2 separate regions of the Homo sapiens genome follow, and region 1 is linked to region 2. Evidence: chromatin loops called from intact Hi-C (ENCODE). Cell type or tissue: PC-9. All regions are shown on one strand. Links, peaks and the distances in the headings refer to the core of each region. The heading gives the core; the rest is flanking DNA.

The links. Peaks named below come from ENCODE experiments on the same cell type or tissue, not always from the same donor. Only the 100,000 strongest peaks of a DNase experiment are listed, where the experiment ranks them.
Region 1: it touches region 2 in a loop (7-fold over the local background); 2 of 110 quality-filtered maps call a loop at or near these places.

The regions. Positions count from the first base shown.
Region 1 is chr3:172,706,483-172,717,905 of GRCh38, reverse strand. It overlaps NCEH1 (neutral cholesterol ester hydrolase 1), which reads left to right and starts at 6,839. Exons shown (of 5, transcript NM_020792.6): 1 at 6,839-7,059. The coding sequence starts at 6,922. RefSeq lists enhancers at 6,389-6,528, 6,573-6,867, 6,789-7,058, 6,188-7,387. In PC-9, for the core only: a CTCF peak has its summit at 6,657; DNase peaks (open chromatin) are centred at 6,285, 6,675, 7,715 and 9,835; H3K4me3 peaks cover 4,097 bases; H3K27ac peaks cover 5,698 bases.
Region 2 is chr3:172,555,058-172,566,480 of GRCh38, reverse strand. It overlaps LINC02068 (long intergenic non-protein coding RNA 2068), which reads left to right. Exons shown (of 4, transcript NR_146714.1): 4 at 5,412-5,580. Among named protein-coding and RNA genes, the nearest start is that of LINC02068, 35 kb to the left of the region's middle. In PC-9, for the core only: no CTCF peak of the experiment used is centred there; DNase peaks (open chromatin) are centred at 2,750, 3,290, 4,470 and 6,300; H3K4me3 peaks cover 1,429 bases; H3K27ac peaks cover 4,547 bases.

The DNA of each region.
Region 1 (11,423 bases), core at 1,920-9,919, 150 kb before region 2:
CCAACTCCAGGAAAAATTCAGCCTGGTCCAGGCTGGTCCAGGATGAATTTTTTATAAACTCATAAATCTTTGGGGCGATGATTTAACAGGGTGGTTTCAAAAAAGAGAGAGAATATTCCTTTTATTCTTTGAACACAACCCTAGATTTTCGCTGTTAAGTGAATATAATACCGTTTTGGTTGGCAAGATGAAGTATGAGCTTCAAACCATAACCAGTAGAGGGCATTATGCAAAACAGGCAGACACATAAAGGAAGTCATTGACAAGCCATTTTTTGAAACATATCATGTAGTGATTTAGACCTTAATTAAATGTTAACATTGCATTTAGACCAGAGAATGCTGCTGAATACAATGCTGAGTAAACTAAAAACAGTTTAAAGACCTTTATTACTTTGTATCAGTCTTTTTATTTTATACTTACATAGTTTGTATTAATGGCTTGATGCTTTGTTTCAGGGTTTGATATATCATGTGTCCCTGGTAATATACTTGTATCATATACTTTGTATTATATAGTTTGTATAAGTGGTTTAATATGTTATGATGCTTGGGTTACCCATCTTGGCTGTTCCCAAGTACAGCCCTGACACCTCCTGTAAGGGTCCAGCCTCTAAATCCAGTGGCCTGCTGGACATCTTCATCAGGATGCTTTACCTGGAGCACATCATATGACTGAACTCATTTTTTTTTTTTTGAGATGGAGTCTCGCTCTGTTGCCAGGCTGGAATGCAGTGGCACAATCTCGGCTCACCGCAACCTCCGCCTCCCAGGTTCAAGTGATTCTCCTGCCTCAGCCTCCGGAGCAACTGGGATTACAGGCATGCACCACCACACCCAGCTAATTTTTGTATTTTTAGGAGAGACGGGGTTTCACCATGTTGGCCAGGCTGGTCTTAATCTCCTGACCTCGTGATCCACCCACCTCGGCTTCCCAAAGTGCTGGGATTACAGGCGTTGAGCCACTGTGCCTGGCCTCAACTCATTATTTTATCCCCAGACCTGCTTTGCCTCTGGTATTTCTTATGCCAGTTAATGACATTGCCCAAACCAGAAACTTTGAAGTCATTGCTGGCTCCATCCTCTCCCTCTCCCTTTCAAGAATCCAATTAGGAAATTCCACCAATTTAACTTCTCAATGATTTCCTTGCCTTTCAGTATTCACCACTATTCCGTGCCTCTAGTTCAGACAGACCCCTCTCTGACCACTTCCTCTTGGCCTCTTGTCAACTTCTCCTTCTTCTTCTCCTAAACAGTAAATGCCAACACCCTTTGGCCTGCTTTTCTTCTGCCCAACCCTAGACCCTTCCCCATCACGCGGGCGCGGACACACACACACACACACACACACACACACACAGCTTCTGTCTCATTCATTGTCATGGCTTCAGTTACAGGATGAAGATTCACATTTACATCTCCAGCTTGTGTCTGGGAGCCTACGTACTGTCTCTACTTAAATGTTTTATAGATACCTCAAACCTAACTCTTCCAAACTAAATTTATCATTTCCCCTTAAATCTTTTACCCTTTACCATTCTTTATCTCTGAAAAGGCAACACCATTCTCCCATCTGCTTCAGCGAGTGACCCGGAAATTCATCTTGACTCCTTTATTCTCCCTTTACAAGTCTTCTTGATTCTACCTCTCAGGTATCTTTTGACTCTTCATTCTCATTTTCATCACCTGATACAAGTTTATGCTAATACCATCTCTATCTTGCACACCTTAAAAGCAACATCCTTGACCAGGTGCAGTGGCTCATGCCTGTAATCCTAGCACTTTGGGAGGCTGAGGTGGTTGGATTGCCTGAGCTCAGGAGTTCAAGACCAGCCTGGGCAACACAGTAAAACCCCATCTCTACTAAAATACAGCAATGACAAAATTAGCCAGGCATGGCAGCGTGCACCTGTAGTCCTAGCTACTTGGGAGGCTGAGGCAGGAGAATTGCTTGAACCTGGGAGGCAGAGGTTGCAGTGAGCCGAGATCACGCCACTGCACTCCAATCTGGATGACAGAGTGAGACTCCATCTCCAAAAAAAACCAAAAAGCAAAACAAAAACAAACAAACAAAAAAACAACATCCTCCCAACTACTTCATCTGTTCTCTCCCCACACACATACCCTGTACATCGCTACCGGAGCGATCTCATGCAAACCCTTCAGTGTCTCTCCACTGCCTAAAGGATAATGTTCAAACTCTTCAGTGACATAACACACTCGTAGCAGGCCCTCATTGTGTGATCCCTAACTCTTCAGGTTATACTCTCATTACACTCCACCTCCCTGCATCTGATGCTCCAGAAATATTGAACTATGTGTAGTTCTCTGCTCCCATCACACTTCAGAACTCCCATATAATCTCTTCTTTCTGCTTGGGATGGTCTCACTTATTGTCTGCCTGTACACACACTCCTTTTCAGCCTGCAGAACTTGCTCAGTCATCGCCATTTTTGAGTATTTCTTATTCCTCATTTTTCTGGAACAGAATTTTGACTTCTTCTGTGTTACATTTCTGAGCTGTGTACATATTTGAAACTATCTACTTATCTGACTTTCTCTCTAACTAGAACACTTTTTCACAAGGAAAGGAACTATATTTTCATCACGACAGCATCTACCACAGTGCCTTACAGATAGCAAAACTCAATAAATGTTGAACTAAAGTTCTGCTTGTCGTGGATGAAGAAAACCACTTCACATGGTGTAATAGATGGAATTTTGGGAAAATTATTTCAAGTGATAAAAATAAAGATTTTGTTAAGCAATGATATTGCTATGTCATATATTTAGATGTTAATAAAAATTAATCTAAGACAATTCCATAAAAACGGAAAAGTCAATTTCTGCACTCAAACTACACCTTATTGCCTTAGAAACAGAGTATTTTGACTCTTGTTATCATCGTTCATAATTTATGAGTATGTCTTATCTCCCCTATCTCTAAAATATACCCAAAATCTGTCCCCTTGATTCCATTGCTAAACTAAACTGCAGCTCCGGGCCACCATCATATCTCATCTGGACTACTGCAAAAGCCACCTGACAGGTCTTCTCCACATGGCAGCTGTAGTGCTCCTTTTTAAATATATGAATAGATCAGATCATGTCACTTTCCTGTTACAAAACCTCCAATTGCTTCCCATTGTACCAGAATATTCAAACTCCTTAACATGGCCTACATGGTCCTAAATGATCTGCTCTTCTGCACCCACACTACCTCTGTGGCTGAGCCTGTTCCACCACCTTTCCCACAGTACTTCTGCCTCACTAGCTGTTAGTGTTCATTGACCGGGTTAGCATCTTAGAGCCTCTGCACCTGTTCCCTCCACCTCCACAACCCTGCATGGCAGTCTTCTCCTGTCATGCAGATGTCAGCTCAAATGGCATCTCCTTAAAGAGGTCCCCTTTCCCACCCAATTTAAAGCAGCTCCCAGACACCCTGTTCTGTTTTCTCTCTCTCTCTTTTTTTTTTTCTGAGACGGAGTTTTACTCTTGTTGCCCAGGCTAGAGTGCAATGGTGGAATCTCGGCTCACTGCAACCTCCACCTCCCGGGTTCAAGCAATTCTCCTGCCTCAGCCTCCCGAGTAGCTGGGATTACAGGCACGTGCCACCACACCCAGCTAATTTTTGTATTTTTCATAGAGACGGGGTTTCCCCATGTTGGCCAGGCTGGTCTCCAACTCCCAACCTCAGGTGATCCACCCACCTTGGCCTCCCAAAGTGCTGGGATTACAGGCGTGAGCCACCACGCCCGGCCATTTTCATTTTTAACCACTTAGCAGTAGAGCTGAGTGGTAAAGCACATGAGCACTAGGCTCAGACTCTGGGCTCACATACCAGCTGGATGGCTTGGGCAAAGCACTTCATCTTTCAGTGCCTGTTTTTAGAGTAACAATGGTACCTATTTCGTAGAATCGTTATGAAGCTAAATTAGTTAATATATTCAAAGTGCTTACCACAGAATTACCTCATAGCAAGGCAAATTAATGCATGTTGCTTATTAATTTTTGTTTGTTTATTGTTTGGCTCTTCCTTCTGTATCATGCTTACATCCTCCCCTGAACCCCTCCCCACCACCCTCCAAGCATATAAAATCAAAGAGTCGAAACCTTACAGCCTGCCTGCCACAACTTCTTTATTTCCCAGTGTAGGCCAGGTATGTTTGTTGAATGAATGAAGTATTGAAAACAAGTGATGAAGGTGTTTATACTTATCTCAAATTAGTCTCATTTTAAAAAACTCTCAGATCTACAGAGGCTCTCAGATTTCTGATCTGAGAATTACTACAGTTTCTTTGTTCTTTCTTAGTTTCTATCTCTTAGTGTACTGCTTAAGGGAAGCCACACTTCACTGAGAGGCAGAAATAAATATTGCTACTATCACTTACAAACTAGAGGAATATGAGTAAGCCATTTGGCTGCGCTAATCCTCAAGAGGCTCATCTATAACACCGAGTGTGTTAACTGCTGGTGGAAGAGGGAAGGCTGAGTTAGGTGTGGGGATTTTTGGATTTGTTTGCTTGTTTGTTTTTGGTTCGGTTTGGTTTTGTCATTAGCTCTAAGATCTATGTTTTTATGAACATATAGTCAAAATCTAAGAGAAAAGTATTGTCGACAAGGTAAAACTTGGATTTATTTTGCAGATTTCCTGAAAGCAAGTAATGTAACTAAATCCAGTAGTCAGCTTGGTTTATATCTCCAGGATTATTCCTAATCACCCATAAAGATTAGCTTCTGGCTGGGCGTGGTAGTTCACACCTGTAATCCCAGCACTTTTGGAGGCTGAGGCAGGTGGATCACCTGAAGTCAGGAGTTCAAGACCAGCCTGGCCAACACGGTGAAACCCTGTCTCTACTAAAAATACAAAATTAGCTGGGCTTAGTGGCAGGCATCTGAAATCCCAGCTACTCGGGAGGCTGAGGCAGAATGGCTTGAACCCGGGAGGCAGAGGTTGCAGTGAGCCAAGATTGCACCATTGCACTCCAGCCTGGGTGACAAGAGCGATGCTCTATCTCAAAAAAAAAAAGAATAGCTTCTAATTTTCTACACATATACTCACACACAAACATAAACATAAACATTCCTATCTGTTTAGAGTTATGAGTTTAACCAGTAACTTAAAAGACAGAGAGAGAGAGAGAGAGAGAGAGAGAGAGAGAGAGAGAGAGAGAGAGAGGCCAGGTGCCGTGGATCATGCCTGTAATCCCAGCACTTTGGGAGACTGAGGTGGGCAGATCACAAGGTCAGGAGTTTGAGACCAGCCTGGCCAGCATGGTGAAACCCCATCTCTACTAAAAATACAAAAATCAGCCAGGTGTGGTGGTGGGCACCTGTAATCCCACCTACTGAGGAGGCTGAGGCAAGAGAATTGCTTGAACCCAGGAGGTGGAGGTTGCAGTGAGCTGAGATCGTGCCATTGCACTCTAGCCTGGGCGAAAAGAGCAAGACTCCGTCTCAAAAAAAACAAAAAACAAACACCAAAAACAAACAAAACAAAAAAAAAAGAGAGAGAGAACTTGCTTGAAATACCATGAAAGTGTGCCCTTCTTATCAGTTTTCCTTCAATGTTGAAGAAGAAGCCAACTGTTTCCTAAAAATCTCATTATCAGAACCAAATTTATGGTTATTTCACTTCTATTAATTTGATTAAATTAAAATTACCATCTTAAGATGCATAATTATATATACTAGGTGTTTTAAGACCTTCATCAATAAGTTTGGAGTTGTCATCCTACCACTTTCTTGAAACAGGTCTTCTAACTGTTTTCCTTCTGGATTTCTGGTTGAAATTTTGCTAGTGAAGTTTTCTCTCTCCCATTCAGTACTCACCCACCCCTCCTCACCCCCAATCATTAACAAGAAATCTGGGTTTAAGTGTATTTCTGCTACCATTGACTCACTGAAAGAATTTTTCAGGTGATATCCACACGTTTCTCCAATAAAAAGTTATTATTTTTTCCCTTTGTAGTAATTTGTGGAGAGATCTTCTGATGAAGGACCAAAATTCTGTGTCAAATTTTTACCCTCTAGTTTTAGCATTCATTTATGATTTTCTATGGATACTAGCTGGCATTCTATTTTAAGAAAAGCCTTTCTTCTTTCCTCATTTATTTATATTAATATAGATTGTTGAGTTTTATTTTAATCAATGGGTTATCCATTATGATGATTTATATTGATGGTAAAATTATCCCAGCTTCAGCCACTGGGAGACCCTTCAAGCTGGCAGCTGTGGACCTTTGACCAGTTCCTATCATTTTTTGAGCACTTCCGCATCTCTGGCACAACAGGTTCATCTTGTACTTTACAGCCCCAGCCCTGGTATCAGCCTTTTCTCCAGAGGTTGTGTCAAAAAGCCGTGGTTCCTCTTATTGGAGCATAGGATTTAGAAACCAAGACTTGGGTGCTAGATGTACTACTGGCCTTTCATTGCTTGAGCCAGAAGAATTTAATATCTTCTTTTGCCATATATCAGCTAGAACTTACAAACCACTCCAAGTCTGGCTCCAGAAAACAGAATTTTTATATCCTTTCTCAGTACTCTGAGTCAGAATGACCCACTTGCTTTGTCCAGAGACTCGTCACACTGAAACTATTTTCCGTTTGAGACCTTCCAGGAGGAAAGCCATCCTCACACGCATGCAGTACAAACCAGTGTCCTCCAGAGTCCGCTGTGCCTACGGCCAGAGCAGCGACAGAGCCTTCCTCAAACCTGTAGTGACTGCCACACTTTGCAAGGACACCGTAGAGGGGGCATGTCCGCGCTCCAACTTCCTCCCGACGCAGCCTCTGATTGGCTCCTGGGCTTATAAGAAACGCGTGAATGAGCAGCTGCCGCGGGCAGAAAGTTGCCGGAGGTCTCCGGGTGGTATCGCCCTTTCCTCTTTGCCAGCCCGCTGGCGAGCCGAGCCAGGGCAAGATGAGGTCGTCCTGTGTCCTGCTCACCGCCCTGGTGGCGCTGGCCGCCTATTACGTCTACATCCCGCTGCCTGGCTCCGTGTCCGACCCCTGGAAGCTGATGCTGCTGGACGCCACTTTCCGGGGTGCACAGCAAGTGGTGAGGTGCAGCCCAGCGCTGCTTCTCTCTTCCTCCTCTTACGCAATATTTGAAGGGGATACAAAATTCCTCCGCCGGGTTCCACGAAAACGCAGGTTTTTCCTAATGCATTGAGGCTGTCGCTTTTTGAGGTGGTCCAGTCGGGAATTTTCAGGGTATCGCATTCGCCTCCTTGCTAGCAGCGGGCTAGATCTGCATTTCCCCGTCTGCGTTTGTGACGGGGAAGAAGTGCTTGAATAGAATTTGACAACTGTTTAAACCTTCGTCTGTCCTAAATATCTTCCTCTTCCTTGGTTTGCAACGTCAAAAGGCAAATCCTTAAGCAGTTTATAAACCACCCTTCTTCACACTGTCGTTCTCCCATAGGGACCGGCAGAGGATAAATATTTTTAGGAGAGCTCGGGAAAAGCAGGCTCTGGTTCCTGGGAATGCAGCCACCTTAGAAGCAGAAGCAGGCAAGGGCAGTCTCGCAATGTCCCCAGGCTGTGGAGCGCTCCGTTCCCGGAGACAGCAGGCAGGGCTCTCCATCCAAGCACTTGAGGAACCATAGGGATCTCTCGTTTCACCCGAGGCAGATCTCAGCTCAGCCCAAGAAAGAGGACTGGGAGGCTGGGCTGGCTGAAAGGAGGTGAGGAGGCGGCAGCCCTGGTTTGCATGATGCATGTTTTCTGCTTGCCCTGCAGCATTTATTTTATGTCCTTGGCTGTCAGATAACCTTTTCCTGAGCGAGGTTACCTGCCTTAACCTGGGAGGGTAACATTTCTCTCCACTGTATCATGGGCGTGTGTTCATTCCTTCCATACACAGGAAAATATAACTGTCTCTGGTTTATTCCATGGTAAGAGGCATTATTTTTAGTGTCAGAGAATCTAAAATCTAAACTACAGTCTGCAGCCAAGGCTGAGCCCTCTGATTGGACAGTATTTCTGAGCAGCCTGCTCTATCTAAACTCTAACCTTCTCCAAAACCAAGCCTCCTCCCTCCCCACAACCTTGGGCTTTAATCTCAGAATATTTTTATAAACTCTTTCTTTCAGAAATGACAACTAGAGAAAGAGAAAAAAAATCATTTCAACCTGAGAAAGCTGATTTTAAAAAAGTCATGATTTTCCCAGAGGGTTTATGTTCCTGTTCCCTGTCCACTCATTATGTGTAGGATTACATAATCTGTGGGGCTTTATCCTATGAAAAGTCCCCTTACTAGGATATTGCAGCACATTCCTAGCGTGGATTTGCTTTTCCTGAATTCAGCCACATTCTCACCTCCAAAGCCCCTTTTGTCTCTTAGGAAAGGTCTATGAAGCTATAGACCCCTGCCCCCCTTCTTTTCCTCTTGCTTCCTATAATGTTGACATGGTGAAAATGATCATCCCCTTCTTTAGCACTGGTGTCAAGAAAGTCAGTCTTGTTGTAGGAAGCCTTGCATTCCCTCTCCTCCCCCATGAAATTATGTAATTTGAAAGTAATACCCTTCAAAGATTGAGGAACAGTGATGTTTACCTGGGTGGGTTAATGGTCTACTACAATAACTTAAACAGAGGAAAACAGGAAAAAGATCAAACTGCTGTGTTGGCTGCAGAGATTATTCTTAGTTTTCAGGTCACCAAAGAAGTCTTCTCCATCATAAGTTAATCTCGGACAAGCTAGGTTTGGAGAAAAGCTTTTCTTTCCCAGCTAGGCTTGCCAGCCCATTAAGGACAAGGCTGTGTAAGGTCCTCCACAGAGTATACCCTCAGGTGGTGCTTGGGAATGATAGTGGGTGTAACCTGAAGTCAGCAATAGATGAGGTAACCAGTGTTCTCACCTGACACTGTGGCTCAGGAGTGGATTTGCAGAAAAATGGCTCTTATCACTTCTCCTCTAAATTGTGAAATATCAGAAAGATCATTATGATCAGATGGAAACATATTCTACCCAATAAAGCAATTTTCCAGTGTCACCTCAAATCTTCCTGAGTTTTCCCTGTAAAATAGGGCAAAAAACTACCTTGTAGGTTTGCTATAAGGTTTAGTAATGTATTTAAGTGCCTGGTACTTGTAGTGAGTCTTCTAGTTGTCCCCAAGGGTCCATTGTGGATTGTGGGAACATCTATAAGAATGCTTACCTTTTTTGAAGCAATAAAATAAATGTAAACTGGAAGTAATTTATGTGATTGAAACCTGGAGTGCTACTACTAAATTACCTGGTGTCATGGCCTGGGGCGGTGGCTCACGCTGTAATCCCAGCACTTTGGGAGGCCGAGGCGGGTGGATCACGAGGTCAGGAGTTCGAGACCAGCAGCCTGGCCAACATAGTGAAACCTCTTTCTACTAAAAATACAAAAAATTAGCCAGGGCTGGTGGCAGGTGCCTGTAGTCCCAGCTACTTGGGAGGCTGAGGCAGGAGAATCGCTTGAACCTGGGAGGCGGAGGTTGCGTTGAGTCGAGATTGTGCCACTGCACTCCAGCCTGGGCAACAAGAGTGAAACTCTGTCTCAAAAAAATATATAAATAAATAAATTGCATGGTGTCAACCTCGTTACTCAGATAATTTTAGTTTGAGTTGATTGGCTCAACTACAAAAGCAATTTAAGCTGTTTGAGAGATTAAGCTCAGCCTATTTCCTAAGACAGCATCAGCTGCCTACCATTAAGAAATGTGAATGTTAGTTTATTCTGTTGTCATTGGCAAATACTTTATGCTTTAGCATTTTTTATGTCCTTTATCTTGTGCAGTGAGTCAGACTATTGAGATTATGTTCATTGTGCTTTTTTTCCTTGGGGTTCCCCATATTCCTTAAGAAGCAGCTACTTAGGATCTCTCTGACTCCTCTCAAACACAGATGCTATGTCAGAATCACCTAAGAACTGTTTAAAACAAACCAAACCAAAACAAAACACTTGATGCCCAGGTTACACCACATACCAAACTTACTTAGAATCTCTGGGAGATGAACGTTCTTAGCAGTGTTTAAGAAAAGTTCCAGCCGGGCGCGGTGGCTCACGCCTGTAATCCCAGCACTTTGGGAGGCCGAGGCGGGCGGATCACGAGGTCAGGAGATCAAGACCATCCTGGCTAATACGGTGAAACCTCGTCTCTACTAAAAATACAAAAAAATTAGCTGGGCGTGGTGGCAGGCTCCTGTAGTCCCGGCTACTCGGGAGGCTGAGGCAGGAGAATGGCGTGAACCCGGGAGGTGGAGCTTGCAGTGGGCCGAGATCAGGCCACTGCACTCCAGCCTGGGCAACAGTGTGAGACTCCGTCTCAAAAAAATAATAATAATAAAAATAAAAAACGAAAAGTTCCCCAGATGATCTTCATTGCAGCAAAACTTGAGAACCACTGCTCTATAAGATAAAAGGCATTGCTGTTGTAGACAATATATTTTCCTTAAACTGCGTGTTATATTGCATACGTGTTGCTGGAAATGAGCCCTTTTACATTAGCATGGATTAGTTTATCAGATTAGTTGACACTTTGGCCCTAAGGGGATAAAATACTAGCTAGGCAAATTTCTGTGTTATAGCAAAGCCACCATAAGACTTGAGCAGTGGAAAAGCACAAACAAAAGTAGGTCTGAGAAGGGCAGAGGTGTAATTTAGATGATCAGGCAGCAGGAGACTAGAGGAACAAAAGAAGAGAGTTTGGGGAAGTCCTGAAGGCTGATTTCCAAATGCTATGCAGACAAAGATTTTTTTTTTTAAATGGTAATCTCAGTGCAGGTTAAAATACTAAGTGTACACTGCTGGAGAAAATGTATGTTAGAACCACGTTTTTGGAGAACAGTTTGGCAATATCCATCAAAGCCTTATAAGTGTGTTTATTTTTTGACCCCGTAATCCCTCTAGATGGAATTTATGGTAAGTAATGATGGATATAGGCAAACCTCTAGCTATAAAGATGGAAACATTTTACAGGATTAAAAAACTTGTTCATCAGCACCGTAAGACAAAGAAAAAAAACAAAAACTTGTTGAACTTGTCTAAAAGCACTGCCACTTATAATAAACGTGAAGTAAAATCGAGCAATCTTTTTTTCTTTTATTTGCAGCACCATTTAAACGAATGAAGGTCGGGTGTGGTGGCTCATGCCTGTAATCCTAGCACTGTGGGAGGTCGAGGCGGGCGGGTTACCTGAGGTCAGGAGTTCAAGACCAGCCTGGCCAACATGGTGAAACCCCGTCTCTACTAAAAAATACAAAAAATTAGCCGGGTGCAGTGGTGCGCGCCTGTAATTCCAGCTACTTGGGAGGCTGAGGCAGAAGAATCGCTTGAACCAGGGAGGTGGAGGTTTCAGTGAGCCGAGATGGTGCCACTGCACTCTAGCCTGGGCTACAGTGAGACTTCGTCTCAAAAAAAAAAAAAAAAAAAGAAAAATGTAAGAACAG
Region 2 (11,423 bases), core at 2,376-10,375:
TACTTGTGGGATCTAAAAATCAAAACAATTGAACTCACAGACATAGAAGAAGGATGCTTACCAGAGGCTCAGAGGGTAGTTGGGACTTGGGGGTGGGGTGGGGGAGATGGGTATGGTTAATGGGTCCAAAACATAGTTAGAGTCAATGAATAAGATCTACTATTTGATAGCACAACAGGACCACTATAGTCAATAATAACTGTACATTTAAAAATAAGGAAAAGAGTGTAACTGGGTTGATTGTAATACAAAGGATAAATGCTTGAGGGGATGGATACCCCATTCTCCATGATGTGCTTATTACACATTGCATACCTGTATCAAAACATCTCATGTACCCCATAAGTATATACACCTACTGTGTACCCACAAAAATTTAAAAATTAAGAATTTAAAAATATTAAAAATAGGCTGGGTGCGGTGGCTTAAGCCTGTAATCCCAGAACTTTGGGATGCCGAGGCAGGTGGATCACAAGGTCAGGAGATCGAGACCATCCTGGCTAACACAGGGAAACCCCGTCTCTACTAAAAATACAAAAAATTAGCTGCGCGTGGTGGTGGGTGCCTGTGGCCCCAGCTACTCGGGAGGCTGAGGCAGGAGAATGAAATGAACCCGGGAGGTGGAGCTTGCATTGAGCGGAGACCGCACCACTGCACTCCAGCCTGGGTGACAGAGCGAGACTCCGTCTCAAAAATAAAATAAAATAAAATAAAAATAAAAAGATAAATTTGCATATAGGCACCTTAAGAAGGTTTTTAAAAAATTTTTACACAGACTGGGTGCAGTGGCTCATGCCTGTAATCCCAGCACTTTGGGAGGCTGAGGTGGGCAGATCATGAGGTCAGGAGTTCAGACCAGCCTGACCAACAGGCGAAACCCCGTCTCTACTAGAAATATAAAAATTAGCTGGGCATGGAGGCGCATGCCTGTAACATGAATGTTTTATTTGCCTTAATTTATACATTCTATATTTACCATGAGCACAATAGTTATAAAGAGGCCCGGCCAGGCACGGTGGCTCAAACTTGTAATCTCAGCACTTTGGGAGGCTGAGGTGGGTAGATCACCTGAGGTCAGGAGTTCGAGACCAGCCTGGCCAACATGGTGAAAACCCCGTCTCTACTAAAAATGCAAACATTAGCTGGGCATGGTGGTGCACGCCTGTAATCCCAGCTACTCAGGCAGGAGAATCGCTTGAACCCGGGAGGTGGAGGTTGCAGTGAGCCGAGATTGTGCACTTGCACTCCAGTGCAACAAGAGCAAAACTCCATCTCAAAAAAAAAAGAAAAATTTACACAATTTCTGTCTTACAGAGAAGTTGCAAGATTATTACTAAGAATTCCTGAGTGCTCTCCATCTGGAATTACCCAAATATTAACATTTTACTGCGTTGCTTGCTTTTTTTTTTCTTTCTCAATACATTTTCTGAATTCTTTGAGAATAAGTTGCAGGCATGGTACCCTTTAGTACTTAAATACTTTAGTATATTCTTTAATATAACCATGCAACAATAATCAAATCAAGACATTAACATTGATCTAATTCTACTATCTGATATACAGACCTTATTCAGATCTAGCCAATTATTCCAATAATGGTCTTTATAACAGATGAAAGTCTTGGATCAGGCACTACATTCAGCTGTCACGGCCTTTTAGTCTCCATTATTCTCAAACATTTCCTCAGTCTTACCGTGTTTCATGATATGGACATTTTTGAAGAGTACAGATGACTCATTTACTAGAATGTCCCTCAATTTGGGGTTGTCAGACCGTTAAATTGAGGTTATACAACCTTTGTCAGGAATATCATTCAAGTGTTGTGCTCTGCTCAGTGCAGCGTGCTAGGAGGCACATGATGTTGATTCGTACCTTTGCTGGTGTTGCTGACTTTGGCCAATTGTCTAAGGTGGTGTGGTAGAGGTTCACTTCTGTATATTTCTTCTTAATATTTTAATTTGCTTTGTTGGGTCTTACAACAACAACAAAAAACAAATTCACATTTGCTAGGAGCTAAAGGTAAAAAATTAGAAAGCATTCCAGCAGGGATTACGTTTAAGAAAGTATTGTACAAACTAGAAAAGCCTTTAAATGAATGCAAAAAGTATTATTCTTATTTTTAGCAATGATTTTTCTTTTAACATTTCCTAGTAAAAAAAATGATTTAAGGTGAAAAAGTAAGTCTGTCTGCTTTTTCATCTGAATTTTGTCAGATAAAATAACCAAATGAAAAGAGAATCAATCCAAAGCCTGTATTTCCTCATAAAGAATAGTCTATTGTTCTCAGTCTTGTGATCTCCAATCATTCACTTACACCTTGAAAAAAATTACTTATAGTCTCTGAGTTTTAATTTCTTCTTCTATGAGAGAGACAGAGAGAGAAAGAGAGGAAAAAAAGAGAAAGAGAGAGGAGAGAGAGGACACTCAGGTTGCAGAATAGTTGAGAAGAATAGATATAAAATACAATGCACTTAGCATAACGCTTAGCAAGGTTAAGGTGAAAAGAAGGCAAATTACTGTGAAAGTAGCGCCCATCAGTACTTCGTGTGAGTCTCCATGAGGCAGGTAGATAAATATTTATTATTATCTGCATTTTATATGTGGCAATCATCTCCAAGATCACATAAATCAAACCAGTTATGAGGGTGGTACCTGCTTTGGGGTTGCCTTTTTATTGTTTTTTCTTCTACATTATGGCTATAACCTTGTGCTTTCTGCCTGAAGAATTCACTTCACATTTAAACGTATATACAGTTTTGTTTACATTTCTCATAGGTTCAATTCAGGTCAAAATGTGACCACACAAAAGGTAATAAGAGCCTCTATTTAATATCAGTTAAATCATCTGTTCTTTTATCTTCTGGGTTGAAAAATAAGTTCCCAATAGCAAGAAAGGTGACCTGAGTTCAACTGCAAAACAAAGTCATATATCAGTGCTGTAGGCACCAGCAATAAACATTTCTTTAATTTGAATTCAGGGGCATTCTCACCATCAGACTAGTACAATCAAAACAACATTGCTTTTCTACCGAGTAACCTTCACTTTGACCAGTGACCGTACAAACATGTATGATTCATTTCACTGAAAATATATCACCTTGAAAACCTCCCTGAGTGGCCAATAAGTTCATTTCTGTGACACTTAGTTTTCTGATTGCACCTTAACTTTTACCAAACTGTTTCTCAGATCTAGATCTTTGCCTTTTGAATACACTTGCCAAAGTATGAAGTAAAAGTTATTTTCTTTGGTTGTTTATTCTTTGGTTAGGTATTACATAATCCAGAAACCACAGAAAAACAGAACATTGTTAAAGTTAAACAGCTTAAGTTGCCTAATAACTTGCGAAAAGCCAAATTAATAGGAAAGAATGCCAATAGGAAGCTCTCAAGGCAGCTCCTATTCCTGGAATTTTCCGTCTCAGGAAATCCAGGCGTAGGATAGTAAAACCACTCAGACGTAATCACCCTGCCTTATTCCTCAGATGAGTTTCTCTCTCTCTCTCTCTCTCTGTCTCTTTTCTCTCTCTCCCCCACTCTCCCACTCCGCCCTTTTACTGTTTCCTGACTCATTTCCTCACACTTTTTGTGGAAACAAGTTAACATTAATTTTAAAAGTGAAAGCTGGATGCCTATGAATCTTAAAACAACTTTTGAGAAAAAAAAAAAACCTCTTTGTCCTTCTTCTTACATATAAATGCAGGTAATATTATGGGGTCTTTGCTTGCTTTACTTCTTTAGCAAGACAGGACCATTGTTATTAGGATTCTGCACTAAGCCATACTGACTTGATGTTCATCATCAAGGCCAGCTGTGGCTCCATTTATTTTATTTTATTTTTTATTATTTTTTGAGATAGAGTTTTGCTCTTGTCGCCCAGGCTGTAGTGCAGTGGTGCGATCTCGGCTCACTGCAACTTCCGCCTTCCAGGTTCAAGTGATTCAGCCTTCCAAGTAGCTGGGATTACAGATGTTCGCCACCACGCCCGGCTAATTTTTGTATTTTTATAGACATGGGATTTCACCATGTTGGCCAGACTGGTCTGGAACTCCTGACCTCAGGTGATCCACCAGCCTTGGCCTTCCAAAGTGCTGAGATTACAGGCGTGAGCCACTGCGCCCAGCCTCAATTTTAAAATGGGTAAAGTTGAGCTTCATTTCCTCCTTCTCAAAAATGTTTTCCATTTGCCCCTGATGACTCTTGAGTTTCAGGTTCTGTAGATCTTTTCAGTCAATGGTAAAAACACTTTGACAAACTCACTCATTCATACCAGATATTGGCGACCTTATATATAAGTGTTCCCAGAGCACTGCCACTTTCAGAGACTATATTAAAATACAATCATGTGCCGCTTAACAATGATGGGGATGTGTTCTGAGAAATGTGTCATTAGGTGATGTTGTCATTGTGTAAATATCGGATTGTGCTTACACAAACCTAGATGTTATAGCCTTCCAGACCCAGGCTATAGTTTATTGCTCCTAGGCCACAAACCTGTACAGCATGTTACTGTACTAAATACTGCTGGCTATTGTAATACAATGTTAAGTTACAGTAAAAATATGATACAAAAGATAAAAATGCTATGCTTGTATATGGAGCTTGCAGAACTAGAAGTTGCTGTGGGAGAGTCAATGATTGAGTGAGTGAATGTGAAGGCCTTAGGACATTGCTCTACACTACTGTAGACGTTATAAACACTGTACACTTAGGCTACACTAAATCTATTAAACTTTTTTTTTTTTGAGACAGAGTCTTGTTTTGTTGCCCAGGCTGGAGTGCAGTGGCACAATCTCGGCTCACTGCAACCTCCACCTCCTGGGCTCAAGCAATTCTCCTGCCTCAGCCTCCTGAGTAGCTGGGATTACAGGTGCGCGCTACCACGCCCGGCTAATTTTTTATATTTTTGGTAGGGACGGGGGTTTCATCATGTCGGCCAGGCTGGTCTCGATCTCGTGACCTCGTGATCCACCCGCCTCAGCCTCCCACAGCTCTGGGATTACAGAAGTGAGCCATTGTGCCCGGCCACATTTTTTCTTTCTTCAATAATAAATTAAACTTAGCTTCCTGTAACATTTTTAGTTTAAAAATATTTTAATTTTTTTTAAACTTTGTGATTCCTTTGTAATAACACTTAGTCTAAAACACATTGTCTAACTGTACAAACATATTTTCTTTCTTTATATTCTTAGTCTATACGTTTTTCTCTATTTTTAACAATTTTTATTTTTAGTTTTTAAACTTTTCATTAAAAACAAAGACACAAACACACATACTAGCCCAGGTCTACACAGGGTCAGGATCATCAATATCACTGTCTTCCATCTCTATGTCTTACCTCGCAGGGAGACGGGGGCAGTAACATGCATGATCACCAGTATCACTGTCTTCCATCTCTATGTCTTACCTCGCAGGGAGAGGCGGGCAGTAACGTGCATGGAGCTGTCACCTCCTATGACAACAACACCTTCTGGAATACCTCCTGAAGGACACGCCTGAGGATGTTTTACAGTTAACTTTTTAAAAAATACATAAGTAGAAAGAGAACACTCTAAAATAAAAATAAAAGGTATAGTATAATAAACACAATAACAAAGTCACTTATTACTATCAAGCATTGTATGCTGTACATAATTGTATGTGCTATGCTTTTATATGACTAACAGTGCAATAGATTTGTTTACACCACCATCACTAAGGGCATGCAAGTAATGTGTTGTGCTACAACATACTACAACTATGATGCCACTAGGTAACAGAAAATGTTCAGCTCCATTATAATCTTATGGGACCACCTTCCTAGATGCAGTCTGTCATTGATGGAAACGTTGTTACACAGCACATGACTATAGACTAATAGCCATAGATTTATAATATGGGAGGATGTACTATATATGCATTGAAAAGAGCTCTGGAAGGATACCAATACATTACCAGAGGTTGCTTCTGGGCCTTAGGGTATGTGTGGTTTTATATTTTCTCCTTTGCACTTTTCTGTGTCGTATCCAAAATTTCAACAACATAATACATTTACTGTTAGGAAAAATAACCTATTAATTAAAAACAAGATACAGGAAAGAGGGAAATGTTGCAGCTAGCCACAAGGTTAATAACTTATTTTAAAACATGTTAGGAACTATTTATTCATTTGTTTGATTATTCATTCAAGAAATATTTTTGATTGCCTAATATGTGCTAGGAATTTGGCTATGCTCTGAGGCTAACAGGTGAACAAAGCAGTGATTTATTTGCTCTTCTTTGCATTGGTCGCTATAGGAGGAGGCCAATAGATGCTATCGCATGAAAATAATAATTGTTGCTGGGCGTGGTGGCTCACACCTATAATCCCAGCACTTTGGGAGGCCGAGGTGGGTGGATCACCTGAGGTCAGGAGTTCAAGAGCAGCTGGCCAACATGGTGAAACCCTCATCTCTACTAAAAATACAAAAAGTAGTTGGGCGTGGTGGTGCACACCTATAATCCCAGCTACTCAGGAGGCTGAAGCAGGAGTATCACTGCAACCCAGGAGGTGGAAGTTGCAGTGAGCCGAGATCACACCACTGCACTCCAGCCTGGGTGACAGAATGAGACTCCGTCTCAAAAACAAACAAACAAAAGCAAAATGAAAATAATAATTTTTTTTTTGAGACTGAGTTTTGCTCTTGTTGCCCAGGCGAGATCTCGGCTCACTGCAACCTCCGCCTCCCAGGTTCAAGCAGTTCTCCTGCCTCAGCCTCCCAAGTAGCTGGGACTACAGGCGTGTGCCACCATGCCCGGCTAAGTTTTGTATTTTTCGTAGAGACAGGATTTCACCATTGTTGGCCAGGATGGTCTCGATCTCTTGACCTCGTGATCCACTCGCCTCAGCCTCCCAAAATGCTGGGGGGTTTACTTTATTTTAAAATAAAAACTCCTAACCTCTTAAGTTAAATAAAATGTTTTAATATATAAACATTCATTTTTATGCCAACATAGTCATAAAATATTACCTAATTTTTTTTTTTAATAGAGGAAGGGGCCTGCAAAGCAAAGGTGTCAGGCCCATGAAAGTCAGAGTAGAGCCCTGGCTGTGGCCCCAAGGAAAGGCAGTTTTTTAGTTTGCGTCCCACATGCTGGCAGTTTTCAAAGTCTGACTGCAATATTTAGAAGAGAGAACTCTGCAGAGAGATGGCCTCTTTGGGTTTCCCCACAGCAAAACAAAACACTTCATGAAAAACACCCTCATAAATTGGTCCTCACTTCAAATCACAGGATAGTTGCATAACTTGTGTCCCCATTGTGGACAGCTGCTTCCAGCTCAGGGAGATGGCATGATTCTCTGAGGAGTTGGAGTAGTTTGGGTGATGCATGGCGTGTGCATATTCTCTTACTGTAAAAAGAGAAGCAAACCTATAATGATGATAATTTGACACAGTGGGTAGAAAGGGGTGGGCAGGATCTGAGGATCGTTCTGTCAGGGACCAACCGGTCATCAAAGAAATTGTTAAGTTAGCACAGATTAGAATAATTGATGCTAACATTATCTCTGGATGGACTATTCTACCTCATGACTCTCATGAAAATGGGGTGGATGGCGGGGCGTGGTGGCCCATGCCTGTAATCTCAGCACTTTGGGAGGCTGAGGCAGATGGATCATCCAAGGTCAGGAGTTCGATACTAGCCTGGTCAACATAGTGAAACCTCATCTCTACTAAAAATACAAAAAATTAGCTGGATGTGGTGGCGTGTGCCTGTAGTCCCAGTACTTGGGAGGCTGAGGCAGGAGAATTGCTTGAACCCGGGAGGCGGAGGTTGCAGTGAGCCGAGATCGTGCCACTTCACTCCAGCCTAGGTGACAGAAAGGGACTCCATTTCAAAAAAAAAAAAAAAAAAAAGAAGTGGATGTCAAAGTCATCTGGGGAGCATTTACAAGGTGAAGGCATCCACAAGAGTCTAATTCCCCACCCTCCAACCCTCACCCCATCCAGGGAAGTTTCCATACCTTCCTCTTAAAAATCACTGCCATAGTAAGCTCCTGTTACTGAAGAAAACATATTATATTTCTCAATGTGATGAACTGGGGGAAAGATTGATAACTGCTGATGTGGAAGACAAAGGAATACTGAGAGACGGGGAGCCAACACCTTCCTATTATTTACCATGGCCAGGTGCTGTAGTGCTTTACGTATTTAACTCATTTAGTCTTCACAATAATCCTGCAAGGGGGTTAGTGTTACTAACCCCATTTTCTAGATAGAGAAACTGAGGCACAGAGCGGTTAGGTAACTTGATTGAGGCCACATAGACAATAAGTGACAGTGCTGGGAGACAAGCCCAGAGCCTGGCTCTGGAGTTTGTGCTATGACTAGTTACTGAGTGGAGAAATCAATCATCAAAACGACACCCACGTATTTTACAATGCCTGTGCACATGAACTAGCTAGAAAATCTGTATATTTTACTAATAATGTCATGTGTTCTTTTCCCGACCCTTTGTTTTATAAAACCCTAGGGAGGCATCCTTCCATTATCATTGAATAGGAATTCTGGAATCCTGTGTACACCCAGCCATTTATCTGGAGGTATCTGGCAAAGGACTATTTTGTTAAAAAAAACAAAAAAAATAACTAGCCAAAGTATGAAGTAACAAAATTTGTACTTTGAGATGCCACATGTATTGAAACAAGTCTGGATTTATTTATATCTTTAATCATTTTCTCTCATGTTTCAACATGTTTTTGGTCTCTCTAGTAGGTTATGAAATCCAGTTCAAATAGATTTCTCAACAGTTGGTTCTGAACATAGATGCTCAGGGGAATATCAAGAACTTTCTCTAATTCACCACTCATGTCCAACATGAAAAGGTGTTAGAAAGCTACTGCTTTGTTCTTGTTATTTTCTGGTTTCCTATTTCTCAGCTGTGAACTTGAGTAGGTCTGTATTGGGACCAACCTCTTCCTTCTTCAGCCATCACTGCCTGCCCCAAGTGCAGCTCCCAAGCTGGCCTTGACCACTCAGCCTTTGCATGCTTTCTCCTTGCCCTTCCCCTAACCCTAATGAGGATTTTACCTCTCAGGGAAAATGCCTGTCCTTTTTAAATGTTTCCTCTGTGAAAGGCATTTCAGCCATCTGGGAAACACAAGGAATGCTCTTTGCTAAAGGCATACCTCCCAGTCAACTGTTTAAACTTTATTTAAGGGTGGACAATAAATTGCTTTATGTCCCTGATTATCTGCCCAATTGCAAATGAAAATGGACCCATGACAAGAGTTGTAGAAGGTCGTGAGAGGAAGCAAAGTCTTTTTTTTCTCCAGAGCTATAATGGTGCAGGAATACTCTGCCAATTCTCTCTCTCTCTCTTTTTTTTTTTTTGAGAAGGAGTTTCACTCTTGTTGCCCAGGCTGGAGTGCAATGACGCGATCTCGGCTCAGTGCAACCTCTGCCTTCTGGGTTCAAGCGATTCTCCTGTCTCAACCTCCCGAGTAGCTGGGATTACAGGTGCATGCCACCACACTCAGCTAATTTGTGTATTTTTAGTAGAGACGGAGCTTCATCATATTGGTCAGGCTGCTCTCGAACTCCTGGGCTCAGGTGATCCGCCCATCTCGGACTTCCAAAGTGCTGGGATTACAGGCGTAAGCCACCACACCCGGCCCAATTCTCCTTACTGAGGTGTGTGTATGTAGTATTTAGTTTATTTTTATGATTGCAAAAATAATACAGAATTGCCATCTCTATTCGGAAAACAAAGAAAGGCACGAAGATGAATATAAAGTAATCTACAGTCCCACAGCCAGAGATAATGCATGTTAATCATGTCAATATGTAGATATTAACTCGTATCCACCAAGTCATTAAAAGGACATGTTCTATTCACTGTTTTGTTATATGATTTTTAAAAAATCTAATTACTGGCTGGGCGCGATGGCTCAAGCCTGTAATCCCAGCACTTTGGGAGGCCAAGGCGGGCAGATTATGAGGTCAAGAGATCGAGACCATCCTGGCTAACAGGGTGAAACCCCGTCTTTACTAAAAATACAAAAAATTAGCCAGGCGTGGTGGCTGGCGCCTGTAGTCCCAGCTACTTGGGAGACTGAGGCAGGAGAATGGCGTGAACCTGGGAGGCGGAGCTTGCAGTGAGCCGAGATTGTGTCACTGCACTCCAGCCTGGGTGAGAGAGCAAGACTCTGTCTTAAAAAAAAAAAATCTAATTACTGTATTTTGATTTTTTCATATCATTAAATATTCTTCTATCAATACCACATACCAAACATCATGTCACTTTATTGATGTATCTGGCCCCTAAATTAAATTTAACATATTTAGTGTATATATTTAGGTTGAACTACTTTTAATAGCTATTTTTCTAGTTTAAAGTAGTTGAGTATCACCGATTTCAGTGTTTCAACCTGATATTTTCCTGTTACTAGATTTTTAGGTTACTTCCAAATTTTCTTTTATAAACATTGATGCACTGAACATTTTCCCCATAAATCTCTTTGCAAAACTGTGATTATTTTCTTAGGATACATTCCTGGCAGTGGAATTGCTGGGCCAAGGGGGATGAATATTTTTATGGCTTTTGATACACAATGCCAACTTTCCTTCTCGATAATGCTGATTTATAATCTCTTTGGTATCTTCTCTGCTGCTTTTTTTTTTAAAGACTCAATTATTCTGTTCAGTTAAACTTTGTATTAATTACCATGAAAACATGTGACTATTGGTTATCTTTCAGCACAGTCTTCCATTTTATACTTTATCAAATAATATTTTTATGTGCGCAGAGCCCTCATAAATCCTTATTTAATGTAGATTTGAGGATAAATATTGCTTAGATCCAATCACCACGTAGAGTGGTGATGTACTAAAGGAGAGGGAGACATGGTGTGGGTACACGTGTGCACGTAGATGAGTGTGTATATAAGTATACATTAGGGAACTCTGACAGTCACTCTTCTACAGGTAACAATTGATTGGGTCTAAAGGAAAAATTTTATCTATTTATTTATTTATTTTTTGAGATGGAGTCTCACTCTGTCGCCCATGCTGCAGTGCAGGGGCGCGATCTTGGCTCATTGCAACCTCTGCCTCCCGGGTTCATGAGATTCTCCTGCCTCAGCCTCCCAAGCTGGGATTACAGGTGGCTGCCACCATGCCTGGCTAATTTTTGTATTTTTAGTAGAGATGGGGTTTCACTATATTGGTCAGGCCAGCCTCAAACTCCTGACCTCAAGTGATCAACCCGCCTCGGCCTCCCAAAGTGCTGGGATTATAGACATGAGCCACTGCGCCTGGCCTGTTACCTTTAGTCTCAGATTAAACTACCTAACTTTGAAAGAAAAGCTTGCAATAGGAGATTTACAACCTGATAGAAAACATATGCTGATAATTTGCATGTACATTAAATGGACAACTTGCACATTATTGAGTTATTATACATTATTG